Linked DNA regions of Homo sapiens: all the other regions are linked to region 1. Evidence: chromatin contacts called from ENCODE Hi-C or POLR2A ChIA-PET data. All regions are on one chromosome and are shown on one strand. The core of a region is the stretch at or near the end of the contact, and the rest is flanking DNA. Distances in the headings are between cores, read along the strand shown.

What was found. A loop is a pair of places that touch in the nucleus more often than their neighbours do. ChIA-PET counts read pairs that join two places held with the same protein, here RNA polymerase II (POLR2A). Pooled maps may share reads with other maps.
Region 2: a pooled map shows a loop between it and region 1 (2.7-fold over the local background). The contact joins two enhancer-like sites. A Hi-C loop is called at or near these places in 3 of 168 maps with a recorded cell type or tissue (CD4-positive, alpha-beta memory T cell, CD8-positive, alpha-beta T cell and naive thymus-derived CD4-positive, alpha-beta T cell) and 8 of 50 pooled maps. POLR2A ChIA-PET finds 5 or more read pairs at or near these places in 9 of 52 experiments (AG04450, CD4-positive, alpha-beta T cell, MCF 10A and 5 more).
Region 3: a loop to region 1 is called in a map with no recorded cell type, with 5 times the contacts of the local background. The contact joins two enhancer-like sites. A Hi-C loop is called at or near these places in 6 of 168 maps with a recorded cell type or tissue (CD4-positive, alpha-beta memory T cell, CD8-positive, alpha-beta T cell, Jurkat and 3 more), 9 of 37 single-sample maps with no recorded cell type and 10 of 50 pooled maps. POLR2A ChIA-PET finds 5 or more read pairs at or near these places in 6 of 52 experiments (AG04450, CD4-positive, alpha-beta T cell, GM12878 and 3 more).

What each region holds. Positions count from the first base shown.
Region 1 is chr6:53,197,327-53,202,468 of GRCh38, reverse strand. No RefSeq gene overlaps it. Among named protein-coding and RNA genes, the nearest start is that of GCM1, 51 kb to the right of the region's middle. Within about 2 kb of position 3,173, at least 3 of the 41 ENCODE cell types and tissues checked have a DNase peak (open chromatin) inside an H3K27ac peak, as active enhancers do.
Region 2 is chr6:53,307,194-53,312,335 of GRCh38, reverse strand. The region is part of intron 1 of ELOVL5 (ELOVL fatty acid elongase 5); the gene reads left to right. Among named protein-coding and RNA genes, the nearest start is that of MIR5685, 33 kb to the right of the region's middle. RefSeq lists enhancers at 2,216-2,265, 2,356-2,465. Within about 2 kb of position 2,540, at least 8 of the 41 ENCODE cell types and tissues checked have a DNase peak (open chromatin) inside an H3K27ac peak, as active enhancers do.
Region 3 is chr6:53,279,478-53,284,619 of GRCh38, reverse strand. All of the region lies in intron 3 of ELOVL5 (ELOVL fatty acid elongase 5), which reads left to right. Among named protein-coding and RNA genes, the nearest start is that of MIR5685, 5.1 kb to the right of the region's middle. RefSeq lists an enhancer at 1,362-1,531. Within about 2 kb of position 2,616, at least 3 of the 41 ENCODE cell types and tissues checked have a DNase peak (open chromatin) inside an H3K27ac peak, as active enhancers do.

The DNA of each region.
Region 1 (5,142 bases), core at 1,924-4,423:
AAATATATAGAACATGCAAATATAGAATATGTCCATCCTTGTAGAAATTTACAATGAACAATGGAACTGGAAAGGTTTTTTAGCACCAGGAGGATTCTTCTTGGGTGGCAGTGACTCTTGAAAAATGAATACAATGAAAAAAGGAACTTATAAGTGAAGGGAAAATATTGCCCTTGTGGAGTTAAGCTAGTAGTATGCATACATATATGCAAAGTGAGCTGAAAAAAAAGACTGGCTTCCAGATTGGAAAGATTATGTTCCCGTAGGGCAAGGGAAAGCTCCCCCTTCACCCTCTGAAGGTTCACTGAAAATCAACTGGCAAAAGGCAGATTACAGCCAGGTACAGTGGTATGCACCTGTAGTCCCAACTACTCAGGAGGTTGAGGAGGGAGGATCCCTTGGGGCCAGGAGTATGAGGCTGTAATGCACTGTGATCATGCCTGTGAATAGCCAGCACACTCCAACCGGGGCGACATAGGGAGACCCCCATCTCTGTTTTTTTAAAGGCAGATTAATAGGCGAGAAGGCATACAAATTTACTTTTTCATACTTTTATATGACACAAGACCCTTCAGAATGAAGGCACAAAGATACAAGGGAAACTGTTCATTCTTATGGTTAGGTTCAACAAAGTATCAACAGCCTTGTGGAAATATAACTGGAGAAAAAGGGCGTGCTCTAAAGCTAACAGGCTGAGCGGGGAAACCCAGCAAAGCCCTTCTGTTTAGATTCCTCTTGGCCTCTCTGAGCAGCATTCCTTCCTTCTGGGTGTGGGGCAGGACCCTCTCTGGAATGGGGGTCTTATGACCTACAAACATGTAAGGTGGGTCAGATAATTTCTTTATAGTCAGTTCTTATACAGAAGGGGCAGGAGGAAAGTTAGAGTAGTATTTTTAGGTTTTGTGGCTGGTTTGGGGGAAAAGAAGTTCTGGTTTCTATGGCCTTGGGGAAGAGGGATTCTAGTTTCTATGGCTGGCCTCAGGGGAGAATGAAGGGCCAGAGACAGCAGGGCAGGAGAAGGTCAGAGAGAAACTTTTGCTTCAGGCTGCTTTTGAGGTCTTATTTTGAGGTATCACTTTCTAAGCCTCAACATTTCCATAGGAAAAATCTACATAAAAATGAAAGCTATCAACCAGACAGTGGACTGTCAGGTAGGGAAATAGGATTATCATCATCACTGTCTTCTTCATTTTCAAAACAACAGGTACTACGCCAGGTGCGAGGGCTCACACCTGTAATCCAAGCACATTGAGAGGCCAAGGCAGGCAAATCACTTGAGGCCAAGAGTTTGAGACCAGCCTGGCCAACGTGGCAAAACCCTGTCTCTACTAAAAATACAAAAGTTAGCTGGGTGTTAGCACACGCCTGTAATACCAGCTACTTAGGAGGCTGAGGCAGGAGAATCACTTGAGCTTGAACCGGGGAGGTGGAGGTTGCAGTGAGCTGAGATCACAGCACTGCAGGCCAGCCTGGGCAACAGAGACTGTCTCAAAAAACACACAAACAGCAACAACAACAACAACAAAACAATGGGTACTATTTGTTGAATTCAGATTGTGGGACAAATGTTCTTTTTTTGTTTTGTTTTGTTTTGTTTTTTTTGAGATGGAGTCTCTCTGTCGCCCAGGCTGGAGTGCAGTGGTACGATCTCTGCTCACTGCAAGCTCCGCCTCCCAGGTTCATGCCATTCTCCTGCCTCAGCCTCCCAAGTAGCTGGGACTACAGGTGCCCGCCACCACACCCAGCTAATTTTTTGTATTTTTAGTAGAGACAGGGTTTCATCGTGTTAGCCAGGATGGTCTCAATCTCCTGACCTCATGATCCGCCCGCCTCAGCCTTCCAAAGTGCTAGGATTACAGGCGTGAGCCACCGCGCCCGGCCGGGACAAATGTTCTTAATTCGCATAGCAACCTGTTGAGGGCGTTGTTATTACACTCATTTTCTTAGAAGAAAATTCAGGCTCCAGGTAACTCCATTGTCTCCAAAAACCTGTCCTCCTAACTACGATGGCAAACTTTCTCTGTAAAGCGTCGGATGGTAAATACGTTAGGTTTTGTCGGTCATGAGATCTTTGCTGAAACTTCCCACCTCTGCTGTTGGAGCAAGAAAGAAGCCATACACAGACATAAGTGAAGGCTGTGGCTGTGTTCTGATAAAACTTTATAGACACTGAAGTTTGAGTTCCATAAATTTTTCTTGTGTCACACACACAAAATATTCTGATTTTGTGTGATACATATACACCACGGAATATTACACAGCCATAAAAAGAATGAAACTGTGTCCTTTGCAGCAACGTGAATGTAGCTGGAGACCATTATCCTAAGCAAATTAATGCAGGAACAGAAAACCAAATACCACATGTTCTCACTTATAGGTACACATATTCAAAGATGGGAACAATAGACAATGGGGACTATTAGAAGAAAGGGGGAGGGAGGGGGGCATGGGGTGAATAACTACCTATTGGGTGCTATGCTCACTACCTGGGTGATGGGACCATTTGTATCCCAAACTTCAGCATCACGTGATATACCCACATAACAAACCTGCACATGTACACCCTGCACCTTAAATAAAAGCAGAAAATACATGTATTCTTATTTTGATTTTTTCCAACCCTTTACATATGTAATCATTTTTCTTAACTTGAAGGTTTACAGAATTGCCCAGGGAGCTATAGTTTGCAGACCTCTGACACGTCTCAAGTTTGACTAAGTAGTCGAAGACGCTAAACTGGCAGCACCCATCCAAGTACGTTTCTGCGGGGAGGGAATCCTACTCAGTGGACAAGAGTCTGTTGTGGAGATGGACACATTAATGCCAACATCTAATGCTTATTCAGGACCAACCATATGCCTAAGCTCCGCACTTTAACTTAGACTATCTCACGTCATCTTCAGAGGAGCTCCATGAAGTAGTTACCTCTGATTTCACCCCTTTACAGATGAAGCAATCGATCCATAAAGAAGTTAACTAGCTTGTCCAAGGTCACACAACTAGTTTGTGGTTGGGTGGGGATTTGAACTGAAAGAGTCTAATGTCGTGCTGAATGCCTTCCGTTAAACATTTAACTGTAGTCTCCCTCTCCCCTGCATTCTTACCCTCCAACCCACAGGCCTTCTCTCAGTTCCTCTCAAACTCTCACTTCCATCTGCCTCTGCTTCCGCACTGCCCAGTACTTTGAATGCTTCCTGCCACACCCATCAGACCTTTTTCTGGATCTTTTTGATTCTTCAGGTCTTAACTCAAATTTCACCTCCTTAAAGAAGCCTTCATTGATCACCCAATTGAAAGAAATAACACAGGTGCGCGCAAAACACACACAAGCATACACACAATTTCTCTGACTCTCTCCTCGTCCTATTCAACATTCTGTTTTTATAGAAGTCATGTCTATTTGAAAATTTGAAATAGTCTTATTTATTCATCTATTTTATTGTCTTCGGTTAGATTGCAAGTACTTGACTTTGTCCATCTTTTACCACATTATAATTAGTTTCTACAATGCCTGACACATTGTAGATGTTCAATATATTATTATTTTATTATTTTTTATTTTATTTTATTTTATTTTTTTGAGTCAGAGTCTCACTTTGTCGCCCAGGCTGGAGTGCAATGGTGTGATCTCCACTCACTGCAACCTCTGCCTCCCTGGTTCAAGCAATTCTCGTGCCTCAGACTCCCGAGTAGCTAGGATTATAGGGGTGCTCCACCACACCCAGTTAATTTTTGTATTTTTAGTAAAGATGGGGTTTCACTAAGTTGGCCAGGCTGGTCTTGAACTCCGTACCTCAGGTGATCCACCCACCTCAGCCTTCCAAAGTGCTGAGATTACAGACGTGAGCCACCATGCCTAGCCACATCATAGATGTTCAATACATTCTAACTCTGTGTTCTGATACTACATTTACTGAGGAGCTTTCAAACTCTATTTTAATTTCATCTATTGGGAGAGATTTGCAACTTATGAAAACTTTTGGTCCCTGTATAGGGTGGATTCTTGCAGGAGGCCAACAAATAATTATTCTGCTTAAGATGTGACTTCGAAGGCATTGACCGCAGCATGATATCTAATGATGCCTTAACCTGAGAGTTACGTTTTCCACTGGAAGTTCATAAATCAGCATTTCTGTTGCCCACTTATGAATTGTGGTTAGTCCTCATCTTCCCCAGAAAGTGTCCCTGGTCCTTGAAAATGAAAGATCATATCTGGCCATTAGGCACTTAGATGACAGATGTTTCTTCAAATAATTCCTTCCAGGATCACCCAGACATGACTGTGTTTGGCTAATTTAGGGAATGGTGCCCTTAACAATCTCTCATCTGCCTCCCCAGTCTCTCTTTTCCTCTTATCACAACCTTCCTACACTTCTCTCTCCTCCTCCCGTCTTCCAATGCAGACCTGTTCCAGGATGTCTCTCTCCTAGTTTTATTCCCTCTTACCCTATAAGATATACCTGCCATGCCTCTTATATCCCAGGGGCCTTACTTTTAAAGACCCTTCCCAGTGAACTCTCCTCGAATGTGAATAGGATCATAGATGATATGAATGTATGGAAGGTGTATGGCTTCCTTCCTTCCTGCCTGCCTTCCTTCCTTCCTTCCCTCCTTTCTTCCTTCCCTCCATCTCTGCTTCTTTCCCTCCTTCTTTCTTTCCTTCCTTCCTTTCTTCCTTCCTTCCCTTCCTTCCTTCCCTCCCTCCTTCCTTCCTTTAGTATCCCAGACTTCAGCATCACGTGATATACCCATGTAACAAACCTTCCTCCCTTCCTTTCTTCCATCCTTCCCTCGCTCCCTCTCTCCCTCCCTCATTCCTTCCCTCCTTCCCTTCTTTTCCTTCCTTCCTTCCTTCCTTCTCTTTCTCTCTTTCCCAAACTTTCTGTAAATTGCTTACATTATTTTATAATTTAAAGTTGATTTTTAGCCAGGTACGGTGGCTCACACCTGTAATCCTAGCACTTTGGGAGGCCAAGGTGGGCAAATCACTTGAGGTCAGGAGTTTGAAACCAGCCTGACCAACATGGTGAAACATTGTCTCTACTAAAAATACAAAAAAATTAGCCAGACGTGGTAGGGGGGGTGCCTGTAATCCCAGCTACTTGGGAAGCTGAGGCAGGAGAATGGCTTGAACCCAGGAGG
Region 2 (5,142 bases), core at 1,291-3,790, 110 kb before region 1:
ACCATGGTTTGTTTTAACAATTCACCTGTTGGAGAGTATCTTGTTTGTTTCTAGTTTCTAGCTAGAATAAAGCTGCTGTGAACATTCGTGTACAGGTTTTTATATGAACATAAAGTTTTCATTTCTCTAAAATAAATGCCCAATAGCTTCATTTGAATTATGGCATGATATTTAATTATATTCCTATACTATAATTTCTGTAGCAGAAGGTTACTTCTAGGTTACGGAAGGTTTCATCTAGAAGGTTACTTCTAGATGGATACTTGAAGGCTAACCACCTTTCAGTTTTTGTTACAAATATCACTGATGACAATCATAAGTCAATCTTAGTGCACATCTGCTTGTATTTCCTTAGTGTAGATTGCTAGCAGTAGGCTTGAGTGTATAAAATATTAAACCTTTTTTTAAAGTACCTCTCCTTTTCTTAAAGTTATTTTTAATTTTTAAGTATATCTAATTGCAGAGCATTGTCATTACCTTAGAAAGAAACATCATAAACAGTATCGGTCACTTCCCATTCCTTCGTTTCCCCAGCCCCTGGCAACCACTGATGGATCTGCCTATTCTGGACATTTCATATGAATTGAATCATCTGTGGCCTTTTGTGTCTGGCATCTTCCACTTTGCATAATGTTTTCCAGATTCATTCATGATATAGCAAATGTCAGTACTGTCTTCCTTTTAATGGCCAAATAACATTCCATTGTATGAATGTACAACATTTTGTTTATTAATTAATCAGTTGATCGACTTTTGGGTTGTTTTTACTTTTTGACTGTTATAAATAATGTTACTATGAATATTTGTGTACAGGTTTTAGAGTGAATGTGTGTTTTCATTTCTTTGGGTATATACCTAGGAGTGGAATTGCTGGGTCATATGGTAATTCTGTGTTTCACTTTTTGAAGACTTGCCAAACTATTTTCCACAGCAGATGTACCATTTGACAGTCCCGCCAACAGCAAGCGCCTGAGTATTTCACTTTCTCCATCTACTTGGCCAGTATTTGTTATTTTCTGTTTTTATGATTATAGCTACCCCAGTGGTTATTACATGGGTCTTTTTTTAAAAAGAGCTGTTTTGGCAACACTGCCTTGCTTACCTACCAGGTAGGACAGCCACAGGAGCGCTGTTTATGTTGAAGTTTCCAGTGGTGTCAGTTGGCTGTCTCTAGGCTTTTGTGGAAGAGAAAATTGTGTAACTGCCTACCTCTCCTGCCAGAGCACCAGACTTGATGTGAAGTTCTGTGAAGAGCCCACCCAGTCACCTGTCAGCTCATTTAGCCACACTGGAGAGTCTGTTGAGGTACAGAGGGGAGTTACCAGTGTCGTTTGTGGACTCAGTTGCTATTTTGGAACAGAAATTTGCAGAATCCTTTAAGCTGAAAAATTTCCATGCTAGTATGTATCATATGAATAGCAATTATTTACCCTTTCACAGAAAAAACCAACGGTCTTTTCTGTGTGTATTGTGAGATAAAGTCTGGAGGGGTTTGTGGTTTTCTTTTTAGTAGGTAACAGTTCGAAATTTGTTGCAGATCATAAGCTGCCAAATAATAGCTTTAAGATGTACTTTTAAAAATCAACTGTGTGATTGGCTGGGTGCAGTGGCTCACTCCCGTAATCCTAGCACTTTGGGAGGCCAAGGCAGGCAGATTGCTTGAGCCCTGGAGTTGAAAACCAGACCAGCCTGGGAACAGAGCGAGACCCTGTCTCCAAATTAACAACATCAACAAAAAAATCAACTTGTGATAATTGTAAAGAGCACAAGTTTTGGACCAACTACAAATTTAAGTAACTTAACTTTGTGAGCTACTTAACAGTAAGTAATGTGATTAAGTCTTCCCAGTGTGCCCGAAAATTTTTTGATTTTAGCACTGAAAGCCTTACATCCCGGAAAATCCCCCAAGAAAAACAGAACAGTTGCCTACCCTAAGCCATATAAACCTAGAGTTAACTACTTAAGATCTCTGAACTTTAGTTTCCTCGTCTAGAAAATAGGGATATTTCCTTAGTGAGTCTTTGAAAAGCCAGCTACGTAGTAGGCTCTTAGTAAATGTTAGATCCCTTGTCTCAGGCTAGTAACAAAAGTGTTGTATTGTTTTCCTAACCAAATTCTATACTTTAGATAATAAGCCTTTTCACTTCTCTTCCCAGTTCCAGTTAAATCGAGGGGGAGGGTTTATATTTTATTAGGCCGTGCTTGTAATTGGTGCCTTAATTATGTGTGGTAACCAAAAGGAAGGCTAGCAAGGGGAAGTAGAGTTGTCTTGTAAGAACCTCTTCTTCCAGCCCCACTGACCTTGTTAATTTCTAAGGCTTTTATCTATTGTTAACAAATTACCCCCAAATTTGCCACCTTAAAATGCAGAAACATTTACTGTCACACACGTTTTCTGAGGGTCAGAAGTCCCAGCAAGGCCTACCTGGGTGGTTTTGTCTCAGGGTCTTTCATGAGGCTGCATTCATCTGAAGCTGAGCAGGCCAGAAGATCTGCTTCTGAGCTCATTCAGGTGGCTGTTGGCAGGTGGCCTATTTCCTGCCACATTGTCCTCTCCCTAGGACTGTTTGCAGCATAGCAGCTGGCTTCCCCCAGAGCTAGTGGTCCTAGAAACACAGACAGAAACATGCCAGCTGACCAAGATAGAAGCCACAACATCTGTTATCACCTAATCCCAGAAGCGACATACCATCCCTTTTGCTTTATTCTGTTGGTCACACACACAACCCTGGTTCATCGGGAAAGGGCACTACATAAGGGTGTGAGTATCAGGTGTACCAGGATCTTTGGGGGCATCTTAGACTCTGCCTCCCATAGATACCGTATTTACTTGAAGAAAGCTTGAGGTCCTGTAGTCTAGGTAATGAAACGAATATAATAGGAAGCAGCTCAGTTTAGGATTGATGATAATAGAGCCAGAGCCCACGTTTCTCAACCAGTGTTCAGGTTCTTCCTATCACCCATCTTGCCTCCTTCCAAGGAATGTATGGAATTGTCCTTGGCCAAACATTTGATTTGGCAGCAGCAGCAGCAGCAGCCTGTCAGCAGTGTTCCATACTGCCCCAGTTCAATATGATGAAACAGGGAGTTACTAAATTCCTTTCTGTGTCCCAAGAACAGCTACTAGGGATTACAAGGAGCAAGACAGATACGTTCCTTGTTCTCACAGAGCTTTATAGACTTGGCCACTGTTGACTCCTGGTAGTAATGGTGTTATGGATCTCCTCTACTGATAGTAATATTTCTGCAACAGCATCCCCCAAAAAAGAGCTTACCGGTAAAAAATCCATCAGGTGCAGGATGGATTAATGTATGCTTGTTATGTGTGATGTGTACCATGTCACACAGTGTTTGAAAAATATGAGAACTGATCTCTATCTTGATACGAGGTTTTATTTCAGCTTGAGAGATGTTTGAAAAAATATGATTGCCTCCCCGCCCCCCGCCCCACCTGCGCATCCCCTCCCCCCAGCTGGTGGAATTAGAGGAAACAGGGAATTGCTGCAGAATTTGTTGGAATAAAAAATAACTTGTCCTTGAGACCATCATCCTAGTCTAGGCTCTGTCTCTGTAATACAGTGTATGGATACCGTCTGGGTGATAAAAATTAAAGGGTGGCAGGGGATTTTAGTAAGAGTCCAAAACTTAATTGATATATATAGCAGTGGTTCCCAAAGCAGGCTGTTTCCCAGAATTACCTAACGATCTTTTCAAAAAGATATTTCCTAGCATCTATTGAATTAGAATTTCTAGGATTGGATCCCAAAAACCTGATTTTAAAGCTGTTAGGTGATTTTAAGATGCAACCAGATTTGAGAGCCCATTGATATGAAACTCTAGAAAGTCATTCATTCATTGATCCACTCATTATTCATTCATTCACTCTTAGTTTCAATGAGCAATCAATAATTGGTCAGGCACAGATCCAGACACTCTAGCGATAAAATGGGAACACCAGAGGTTCTGCCGTTGAAGAGCTTAGAGCCTAATAGGATGTGGACAGATAAACAGATAATTACAGTATAACTGATAATCACAGCACTTAAAAAATAAGCCTGTAATTTTATCACTGATTGAGATACAGTAGAAGTGATGATGAAGAGTATGAAAATGAGGTCAGGGAGGATTGCTGCCCCTTTACTTCCCATCTAGGTCTTAATTACAGAGATCTTAAAGAACTCTGTTACCAAACATCTTCTTCCAAACAACTTTTTTTTTTAACTTGATAATGTTATTTTAAAACTACATAGTTCTGTATCTTTTTCTCGTAAAACTATATGAATTCAGGCAATACTAACACATGTCACCATCTTTTATGTAAATACATGAAGATGTCCTCTTGAGAGACTGCATGGGGTATTTTAAGAATGATAGGCAATAGAGTTGGAGATGTGGTTCAAATTCTGGCTCCACCCAACCTCTGTGACTTTGGCAACTCAGCCCCCTTTTCAGTTATGGTAAATGAATAAGTTTATTGGCCATCTATCATATGCTAGTTGCCAGGAGTACAAAAAAAAAGGCTTATCAGATGCAGATTTATTTCTGCTCTGTACTAAGGTTGGGATAGACACTGGCCTGCTCTTCTACTCACAGAGAAGTCAGTGACCAGCATCTCCTTGACATTTCAGAGGAATTTATCTAGAGTCTTTTATAAATCCCCAGATTCACAAGTATCATTTGTGAGTCCATGCCAAATAGAAAATAACAGAGCTGTGAGGTATGGATGTGAGCATGTTTCACTGCCATGGACCTTGCAGGGAACTCCAGTTTATGCCTTAGCAAAACTCTTCCATAAACATTGAATATGAAACTGATCATTGTCAAAGGTCTCTGTAATGATGATAATAATAGAAACATTTTTACGGTACTTGCTGTGCCACACACTATTCTAAGCATTTCACATATCTTAACTCATTTAATCACATGAGGAAGTTAATGTAATTACCCTCATTTTACAGTCTAATAAACTAAGGCACAGAATGTTAAGTAACTTGCCCAAGGTTACACAGCTAGTAAGTGGTGAAGCAGGGATTTGAACCCAGGCTCTCTGGCTCCAAAGTGTATGTTCCTAACCACTACCACCCAAAAGTGGTTGAGCCACAGATGTCTTTGCACACTGCTTACTAATTTGTACTGTGGCAG
Region 3 (5,142 bases), core at 1,367-3,866, 83 kb before region 1:
GATGAGGTATGCCTGTACTTTCTGTCACCTTTTTTGTGTATATATGTTTTCTTTGGCCTTCTTTTCTCCTTTACTGCTTTGTAGAATTTTTGTAACCATTATTTTTTATTGTACTTATTCAAAAGTTATTCATTCTGTTGAGTGGTTACCCATAGATGTTTACCATGCATTTTTAACTTACGACAGTTTCAGTTGAGTCAGTATTTCTATTCTCCTAAACAATACCAGGGACCTTAGAGGATTCTAGCTGTGACCCCTCATCTTTCATGTTACTGTTGTCAGGAGTTATTTCTACCTTTTTTTTTAAAAAAAAAAAAAGATGGTCTTGCTCTGTTGCCCAGGCTGAAGTGCAGTGACATGGTCATAGCTCATTGTAACCTCAAACTCCTGGGCACAAGTGATCTTCCTGCCTCAGCCTCCCAGGCAGCTGGGACTGCAGGAGCATGCCACTGTGCCCAGCTAATATTTTTATTTTTTGTAGAGATGGAGTCTCACTTTGTTGCCCAAGCTGGTCTCAAATTCCTGGGCTCTGGCAGTCCTCCCACCCTGGCCTCCCAAAGCACTAGGATTACAGGCGTGAGCCACCACATCTGGCCTCACTTTTTTTTTTTTTTAAGGTCCTAAATAATCACCATTATTGCCATCAGTGTTTACTGATTTTCTTTGCTCTGTGAAATTTATTCTTTCCTTTTTGATTCAATTTTTTTCGTAAGTAGTTCTTTCTATGAAGGGCAATATCTTAGTCTGAGTGTCATGTTATTTGCCTTTACACTTGAATAATATTTTATCAAGGCATAGAATTCTAGATTAACAGTTATTTTTCCTCAGCACTTTGAAGATTTATTCCAGAGAAGTCTGCTGTGGTCCCACTTTTGCTCATTTGTAGGGTAATCTTTTTTTCTTTCTAGGCACTTTGAAAATTTTGCATTCTTCCATTCACTCCTACTTCCTTCATTTGTTTTTAATCTGTTTCATCCATCTATTGTGTTTTTAGTTTAAATGGCTATGTATCTTTTACTTCTGAAAGTTCACTGCTTGCTCTTTTTTTATTCCATAACATGGAAGTATTGTCCCCCCCAGTGATATAGATTAGATGACAGTGATCTCCAAATTTAACCATTTGCTGTGTTGCCTTTTTAAGTATTCTATTAAAAGCTTGCTTACAGATATATCTGTGAGGTAATGCCTCTGGGATAATTATTGTCTGTGTTAAATTTCTTTACCTCCTAAAACAGAAGTAAAGGTTTGCCTAGTGTTCTGTGTAAGCATCCCAAACTAGTATTGTTGGGGGTCATCTCAGGTAAACATGCCTTTTCCACATAAAGATTTTGGAAGGAGTTGAATTTAAGCTGATTTCTCTTTTTCTAAAGAATAATTTGTTGTGGGGACCTCCCTCGCATTATAGGTAAGAATTGATTGTGTTGGAGTTTTTGCTGTGTTTTATACCACTTTCCTACCTGTGTTTATAGTGAGAGAGTTGGTTCTGCTTTTGTTCAGTTTGCCACGTTGCTAGAACCAGAAGTCAGTTTTTTTTCCTTTGAATTTGTTTTGAAAATTTGTGATGCTTTTTTATTGGAAAGATGAAAGAAGTTGAGCATTTGGTGACTGAATGCTTTGTTTGTGCTTTCTAACCTCTGTAATTGTGGGCTGTGAAAGCATCTCCCCAGGCTCTGGGTTTGAAGGCCATCTGATGGAACCACAGAGCAGTTGCTTTGGAAACATAATATTCTAAACTGGTTGTTTTTCTTTCCCTTCAGGCTTTCCTAAAATAGATACGTTATTGTGGGAAAATAGGATTTGGAAAAACACTTAAGCAACCTGGCAATTGATTATTGAATTTTATTTGAAAAATAACTTTGTTTACCAAAATACTTTGAAAAGGCTATTTGCTGTTCTTTTTCCCATTTAGCAGAGGTATAGAGCAGTTGAAACATCTGGTGAAATTAGTACTTACAAGAAATGCCTGATCATTGCCTAGAATACTTTTCACTCTTAGTTTCCTTACAACTAAAATTCCTTGCTGAGAAAGAAACTTCTCTCAGGGCCTGAAAGGAAACAGTTAGTTGTCCCTAGTGTATCTGACACTGCCCTGAGAGAATGCCTCACGGTAGGGAGAATGGAGAGAAGGATGCAGCTCAAACATCCTTCATTCCTCACCCACACCCAGGGGAGGGGAAGGGAATACTTTCTACAGAGAGGAAGCCTTCTGGCTTGTCCAGAGCCAGGCCTCACTCCTCTAAACTTGCCCCTGCAACACCTGGAGAGCTTGGCTCTGCAGCTGGTGTAGCTAGGAGCACATCACTCTACAGATCCTCAACTAAAGTGGACTTAACTCTGCAAAGCAGGCGTCAGTGGGTAGGCTGGAGACCTTCCTTTAAATGACACAAATTATACTTTGGCTGGGACATCCAGCACCACCTTAGCCCTAGTTGGAAGCAAAAGTACTTAACATTTGCCTAAGATCATAGCAAAGACAGATAGTGCCTACCTTATGTCAGGTATTGGGCTAACTAATCTAATGCTTATTGCACTCTTACCATCTGCTTTCTACAGAGGGAAAGTTCTGGGAGGCCTGAACAGGGAGAACTGCTAGCATAAGAGGGCAGGGCTTGAGGATTCAGGGAAAATGCCAGACATACCTGTTTCAGTTTGGATTGAGGACAGGCTGTTTCTTTGTGTTTTGTTTTAAAGACTTCTCAAGTGTACAGAACCTGTCTTTTTTAACTTAGCCAAGAGTGTTACGTTCAGCTATAACCCAGGGGTATTCCTGTTCACAAGGAGAAGGAAAAAAAAAAAACACCTGTGGAGGTCATGGGTGTGAAATTATCTTAATGGGCATCCTTATGCTCTGGACATGAAAGATTTGAAATGTAAAAACCACATGCTTTGACCTGGCACTCCCTAATAGCACTGCGAAAATTGGCCAACTAAACCCTAGAGGAAATAGGTACTTTCAATTTTGAGTAGTTCATGGTTAATTTTAAACCAAACATCTGCGGAAGAAAAAGATGCAGTTAAAGGTCTGCTTTTCCACAGAATTCTTCATGGACAGAGTATCCCTACCATGTTCTTACTAAGAATTCAAAAACAGATGAAGAAGGGCAAAGATGCTTGGAACTGCTGTTTGAGGTGCATTTGGACTGAGAGTCAGGATTCCTTTGTGCTAATCCCAGTGGTACCAAGACCTGGGCCATCCTTATCACTTCTCATTCCCTGTTTTCTCATTAAAAATACGAGCTTGTACCAGATCTAAAAAATACACAGTTGAGGACTCACACAGAAACAAAGCTATGAAGAGGGTCAACCCTACGTATTCTTGGAGATTTTGCTTAGAAAAGCACCTTAGGTCCTGTGATGTAGTTGAACTTGAGTATGGATAGTCTATTTTTCATTACTTTTTACCCCATTTCTGCATAGGAGGTAGTAAACATGCAGCTTCATCAAGCTCTTATCACCAGAAGCAGCCAGTCTTCTTTGGAAAGGGGTTATCTTGTTGCTCTGACATCTTGGGATGCTGATGTTAATGGCTGATAAGGGCCACCCAAGATGATGTTTTCCTCCTTTTTCTTTAAGTGTTTCCAGTGACCTTGTTTCCTGAGATGTTTCAGTAGCATTCCAGAAAGTGCCATGGAAATGGTTATTATGCTAAAGGTTACAAGTTGTTTGTGGTTAAATGTGTTATTAGATGGGAAAAGTCAACTCACCGTTAAAAATGATTCACTCCTGGCTGGGTGCAGGGGCTCACACCTGGAATCCCAGCACTTTGGGTGGCCAAGGCAAGCAGATCACTGGAGCTCAGGAGTTTAAGACCAGCCTGCGCAACATGGTGAAACCCCATCTTTACAACAAAAATATAAAAATTAGCCGGGCATGACAGCGTGCACCTGTAGTCTCAGCTACTTGGGAGGCTGAGGTAGGAGGATGGCTTGAGCCCAGGAAGTGGAGGTTGCAGTGAGCTGAGATTGTGCCACTGCACACCAGCCTGAGCAACACAGCCAGGCCCTGTCTCAAAGAAAAAAGATTCACTCCATGAATTATGTCATCCAGAACCAGGTGTGAAACTCACCTACATTTTTTTCTTTCATTGAAAAGGTGCATGAAACCATCAGGGTTATTGACTTTATCTCATATGGAGAAAAGAGCTTGTAGCTAGGTTTTAATTATAGCTCTGCACATCCTCTTGGCCTAATTAAAGTTTGCTTTACTCCAAGGAAGGAGGAAGTGTATAAAGCTTTGCAGTGGTACTGTTTGTATCTCAGTTCCTCAGAAAAAAGCCTGCAAATAATGCCCCTGGGTGGTTCTTGGAGTTGGCAGTGGTATGGAAAATTTCGTTAGGTAGTGGTTAGCTGTTTGTGATGGCCTGCTTTTTCATTATAGTATAGTCCTGTCCTCTTTCGATCTGATTCTCAGAAGCCCAAGGTAGACAGACACCTGCCCCTATTTTCAGTACTTCACCTTCTCCAGCCTACTGGGTCCTCTCACCCTGTGGTGTCTACTTAACACGCAACTTGAAGAATTTCTGGGAAATTGACCAAAACAGCTCTTTGGAAAGAAGCTAGGCCTCAGTCCCAAAGGGAAAGGTGGCTGATGTGACTTTGACTTGAGGATTGTCTCCTGTGATGTGCTCCTAGTGGGGCTACAGGGGTCAGTCCTTTGCTTTGAGCACCTCTGTAGTCCACTACCCATGGACACATTGCTATCCTCTGAGGGGGATGGAGGGAGTAGAGCCCTCTACTGCTAGCCCATTTTATGGAGGTTTGATGAGGGTCTTAGGTGAATAAGCTTCAACTCAGGTCCTTGGTCTTGGTTTGTTAAATTATTCTATCCTTTCTGAAGCCAGGGAGATTTGAGAATTTCCATGACCCCATTATGAAATTGATGATGAAGAGTTTTCATCTTGTGAACAGAGTTCAGATGAATATGATCACAAAGTCAAGCCTCGTTTAAAATACTATGAAGCTCTCTTTATTGCTGCACATGAAACATTAGGCCTAGATTTAGGGGAAAGAATTGGCAGTCTTGAACTCTTTGTCATTTGTTTAGCAAATATTTGTTTGACATCTCTGGTACGCTAATCCCTGTGCTGGAATATGTTGATGCAGATGCAGGAGCCACAGTCACCACCCTTCGAAATCTTACAGA